Regions from separate parts of the Homo sapiens genome. Here region 1 is linked to region 2. Evidence: chromatin contacts called from ENCODE Hi-C data. All regions are on one chromosome and are shown on one strand. Each heading gives the region's core, a stretch centred on a gene start or an enhancer-like site at or near the end of the contact. The rest is flanking DNA. Distances are from core to core; before and after follow the strand shown.

Region 1 (2,700 bases), core at 28-2,527, 840 kb after region 2:
TGGTAAAACCAGTGAGCAGGTGGCTGGAGGGACACTGTGGCCCCTCCTCTGGGCAGTACAAAGGCCTCCTCCCAGGCCCAGCTCCAGAACCAGGCTCTGTGCCTTGTCTACCTGCTGCCTGGCCTCAGGCCTTCCTCCTCCTCTGAGGGCCCTGGCATCCTAGAAGGCTGGGCTGCCTCTTCTGCCTGCCCTCCTGCTCCCTGTTCAGGCTTCCTACAAACACCTTCTCAACTCCAGAGGCTGCAATTAGCATTTTACAGCAGACAATCCAAGGCTAACACAGATAATGTCATGGACAGCACTGCTTTTATTCCCCTCTGGGATTAATGTCCTATGAATAAACATTCCACAAAGCCTATATTCATAGAAACGCTTATGATGTGGAATTGGAGCCAAATGGTGCCTATGGACAGCCTGGGACAAGGGAGCGTGGAGAGAAGGTGGGCTCAGGGGGAGAGGGGAAGCTGGGGGCTGCTTGCTCAGTGATTTGGAAGCTGCTGCATTGGTACAGTGCCATCAGTCTTCGTAGGCAGGACTTCAGACCAGGCAGGACAGGAGACCAAGCAGGGAGCTCAGGGAACCATGTCAGTCTCCACAGTGGAGTCTGGACTCCGGAGCTCTCGCCACGGTGTCCCACAAGCAACAGAAGAGACTCGGGGGTGGCAGGGTGAGGGAAGTAACACCTATGAGCTGATCCGTTCAGCGGAGAACTGGAGGTGGGCTCATTTGATATTGCGATTGCTCAACATCAAATCCCTTCAGGAGCTGCCATGTGCTTGCTTGACTGATTACATTTTTGTTTTTGAAAATAAAAAAATCTGTAGTATAGACAGCAAAATGTTAAAGCTGATGAGTGGGTACTTGGGCCTTTGATCTATTATTTCTGCATATTTCTACGTATTTAAATTATTTCATAATTTTATATATATATATATATATATATTTATTTATTTAAAAAGGAGGAACTGGATATTCTTTATTTCATTTGGCAGAAGCTGTTTTGGGAAGTCCGTCTTACCCATGCACTTTCCCTTCCCACCTGCTTTGTGAAGGTTCCAGACAGGGCCAGGAACACTGCGTTCCTTGACCGGCAAGGTTTTGTATCCCTGCTCCCCCCTCCCCCTGCACCTCTGCAGAGGAGCAGCACAATTCCAGCTTTGGCATACCCGGGAACCCCGGTGCTGGCCTCGCTGCACCCTCACAGCTCAGCTAATTCCAAGACGTGCAGGCAGCGCACTGCCTCTGTCTCTGCTGTAAACAACCAGCATGAATCATCGCGGAAGTCAGTAGTCATCTCTCCCCCGTTTGCAAAGACTGGGGAACTGCAGCATCACAGGGTGACCCGCTGGAAGCCACAGAGGGAAGATAACCTGGAGGGAAAACTAGAGCTGAAAAGCTGCAGCTGGGATTGAAGGCTGGAGGCTGGAGCAGTGAGCCCTTCTGTTCTGAGTAGGGCTGGGCTCTCCCAGCAAAGGGCCTGTGTCACCAGCAGCGACCGCTCAGGGGAGCCTTGGTCGCTGAATGGCTCTTTGGGTGGTGTGGTCTCCCTCTGGCCAGACCTACAGAGTGGCCCTCCAGCACCCAGCCTTGCTGAGTCCCTGCAGGCCTGCTCTGAGGGAAGGGGCTGATAGTTCAGACGTTCAGAGAAGGTGCCTGGTGGCTCCGGAACTGGTAAGACTATGTTCCAATGCTCGCAGCTGCTAGGAGTTACCAGGAGGACGTGATCAGGAGAAGCACTTGGCTTGAGCAGAAGGCATGGTTTCTAGGAGACTGGAATTGTTTCTTGGACCCCACCTCTACTTCTGTCTTTCCTGGACATTTTGCATCCAGAGTATGCTCTTATAATGTGACCATCATTTTGCTAAACTGTTTGGAATAAATTATACCCGGAATAAAATCTAAGTGCCTAGGGTCCTCTCAGAGAGTTCCCTTGGGTCTGATTTTATGAGAAACCACTTGCTATAGCCTCAGAAGCAGTTAAGACCCCCCAAATATTTTCAAACCAGTGTAAGTGGCTTGGATTTTTAAAAAGTGCTCCTTTTACAGAGAAATTGTAATTTTGTTGTTGAATTATACATTTTTAAGTCAAGACTTGAAGTATAGTTACTACATCATCATATATAAAATGTTTTCTTTGGGTATGGCTGCTGCAGCCCTTAGAAACCAACGTCATCACTGAGAGTGTCACAGACTTTAACAGTCCAGCCTTCTGTTCCGCCAGGGCACTTGAGGATCTGTTCTATTTGCTGCTTTAAAATAACAGCCCTCCCTTATTCTGAGGAGAGGCAAGGATCCATCGGCCTGGACTATTTATCAGTGGTTTCTGAAGACAGGAGAATGTTTATTTTGTGAGAACATTTGTCCTACCTTAATTTGCAAGGGACTTAAAAAGTAGCCACCATGAAACACAATAGTAAATATTTGATTCTTGTGAAACAGGTTAATGTTTGTGATGGAATTTCTTCTACATCAGAGCACCTTAAAAATCATTTTCCAATGGTCCCAATTTTTGTGTTTTCAGAGCCCTTGGACAGGAGGCGTTGCAGGTGCCGGGCATTGGAGGGACCTCACGCTCCGCGTTTCCTTCCCTAGCAGAGCTCAAACGACCTGCTGCCGCATCGGGCATTGTTCTCTCCCTCCTCACCCAGAGGAAAGTCCCCATGGCCCATTTTCTGAGCTGTGCTTTTCCACTCTTTCGTA
Region 2 (2,700 bases), core at 31-2,530:
TGAGGAATCAGTCATGTAACTTAAACCCAGGAGAAATTATCACAGCATGGTAAACCCAGAAGTAATAGTAAAGATAATGAATTACCCCACATTGGAGCACTTCCCTTCCTCTCATTCCACCGAAAATACCCCACAAAAAAACAAAAATCACGAATGTTCACTCTAAATACACTTGCCTACATTTTTAAAAAAGCAATTCTAATGTCCACAGGAGTTGCCAGTTACCACCTCTTGGTGACAACCTTTAATAATCCTAGAATTGGTGCTGTCCCAGTCAGAAGTGTCCAATTTTAAGGCACAGAAAGGCGAACTGGCAAACTCCCAGCTCTCCTGACACCGAATCTGGTGCAACTGCGGAATCCGTATGACAGATGACAATGCAAACCGCCAATCCCTCTGCAGCGCTCTGAGACACGTTCACTTATTTTCTAAATAAATACCAAATCTGCCATTCCCTCCTCACTCAACACACCTTCCTGGATTTTGTTTGTTTGTTTTTTGAGACAGGGTCTTGCTCTGTCGCCCAGGCTGGAATGCAGTGGAGCGATCTCGGCTCACTGCAGCCTCGACCTCCTGGGCTCAAGCTATCCTTCCACCCCAGCCTCCCAAATAGCTGGGGCCACAGGCTCACACCACCACACCCGGCTAATTTTTGTACTTTTGGTAGAGAAGAGGTTTCACCATGTTGCCCAGGCTAGTCTGGAACTCCTGGGCTCAAGGGATCCTCCCGCCTTGGCCTCTCAAAGTGCTAGGATTACAGGCGTGCGCCACCGCGCCCGGCCCCCGGTTTTCTTTAAACTCGAAGTTGCGCGGGAGGAGCGCCGCACTGGAGGTCGATGTGGAGCCTTCGGGAGTTCCTCGCGCGCCCCAGCCCGGAACCCAGGGACGTCAGGGTTGCTCCAGGGCCCCCGGCGCCCCTCGGGTCCCAGGCGCCCATCGCGGCTCTGCACACGGACGAGGACTCCTCGCCCTTCCCTCCGCGGCTGCCAGTGCGGATCTCCCTTCTTCCAGAGAAGACCCCGGGCCGATAGTCCCCGAAAGGGCCCCGCGGCCGCGCTCCTCACCTCCGCCGCCTCCTCTTCCCCGGGATCCAGACTATCTAGGTCCCAGCCCAGGGACGCGGTCACCTCCTCCAACGTCCGGCAGCCGCTCTCCACGAACTCGTTCAGCTCCTCCTGCAGCCGCCGCCGCTCCTCCACAGGTGGAGGCTCGCCCTCCATAGCTGCAGCCCACCCGCCAAGAGGAAGCGGCCGAACTGCAGACCGCACGCGCAGGCCTCTGGGAGCTGTGGGCGGGGCCACAGTCGCCACGTGACTTGAACAGCCTATAGGGAAGAGTCCCGGGAAGGGCGGGACTGTTATTTTGAGAGGCGTTTTCCAATCTTTTCTCAGCTCTTGCGTGCATTTGCTCTGGCCTTTCCAGAAAGATATTCGCCCTCCTCGACTTCCTCAGAAAAAACGGCTTATAGCTACAGAAAAGTTTTAAAAATAGTACAATGAGCTTTCGTTTAGCCGTCCTTCAGCTCATTGTTAACATTTTGCCAGGTTTGATTTCTCTCCGTCTCTTCTCTCCACATTCACAGCCCCACCCAATGATTTTTGCTGAATTCTTTGAAAGTAAGTTGCAGATTTTTCACCCCCAAATATGTTAGCATGCATGTTCTAAGAATAAGAACATTTTCCTGTGTAACCGCAATACATGATCAAACCTAAGAAAATTAGTAAGTCCATAAAATCATTTATTATACAGTTCATATTCAAATTTCCCCATTGTCCCCAAAATTATTTCTATAGCAGTTTTATTTTTTCAACTCATAAGCTATAATTAGTTATTGTCTCTTTTAATCCAGATCAGCCTCCTTCACCCTCCTTTTTAAATTATTAAATCATTACATGTTGTGATGAGCCTAGGCCAGTTGTCTTGTAGAATCTCTCTCATTCTGGATTTGTCAGATTTTGTTTCCCTCATGATTAGATTCAGTTTGAGCACTTTTGCAATACTACCTAAGAGATGTTGCCAACTCACGGGGACGCATAACTCAGTTATATTAGTAATGCTAAATTTGATCACTTGGTAAAGGTGGTGGCTACATCTCTTCATTCTAATAGTACATTTTCCTCTTAGGAATTGGTAAGCAATCTGTGGATTATACCTTGAGTCCATAAGAATAACCTGTTCCCCAACTCCTTGATACAGTCCTTCACTGAATCTGTTGTTACATTAGGAGTTATAAGTGATTCCGCAATAGTATCATGCCTTTTATGTTTATTAACTGGCATTCTTTCCACACCTCCATTTTAGTGTTTGCTTCACTATGGGAATCAAGGTGTTTTTAAAGTTATTGATTTAAGGTTTTTTTTTAATTCAATATAATATACTCCTTTAACATCATAATTCTTGTTGATGCTCAAATTGTCCCAAATGTGGCCAGTGGAAGCCACATTAAGCCATCTGTGTCTTTCATGTATCCCTATTAGTCCTTGAATGCTTTCTTGCTTTGATAACACAAGCTTAACTTTGTACATTTCCTACCCAACACCTGGAATTAGCCCTTGTAGTTTCCCCAAATGGTTTCAACTCCTAGAATCTAACCCATTTTATATTACTTTTTAAAATTTTTTCAAGCCCAAGTGTCAAACCTTGGTTTCCTTTTGCACTTTGTTTACCCATGTGAAGGAACTGTGGGGGAATTTTTTGGTG

Evidence for each region. A loop is a pair of places that touch in the nucleus more often than their neighbours do. Pooled maps may share reads with other maps.
Region 1: a loop to region 2 is called in a pooled map, with 6 times the contacts of the local background. The contact joins the enhancer-like site here to the promoter of SNRNP48 in region 2. A Hi-C loop is called at or near these places in 4 of 50 pooled maps.

Annotation. Positions count from the first base shown.
Region 1 is chr6:6,748,745-6,751,444 of GRCh38, reverse strand. The region is part of intron 2 of LOC101928004 (a long non-coding RNA gene); the gene reads left to right. Among named protein-coding and RNA genes, the nearest start is that of LY86-AS1, 130 kb to the right of the region's middle. RefSeq lists enhancers at 1-195, 816-1,433. Within about 2 kb of position 1,277, at least 27 of the 41 ENCODE cell types and tissues checked have a DNase peak (open chromatin) inside an H3K27ac peak, as active enhancers do.
Region 2 is chr6:7,588,778-7,591,477 of GRCh38, reverse strand. It overlaps SNRNP48 (small nuclear ribonucleoprotein U11/U12 subunit 48), which reads right to left and starts at 1,280. Exons shown (of 9, transcript NM_152551.4): 1 at 1,065-1,280. The coding sequence starts at 1,220. RefSeq lists enhancers at 1,056-1,205, 784-1,523.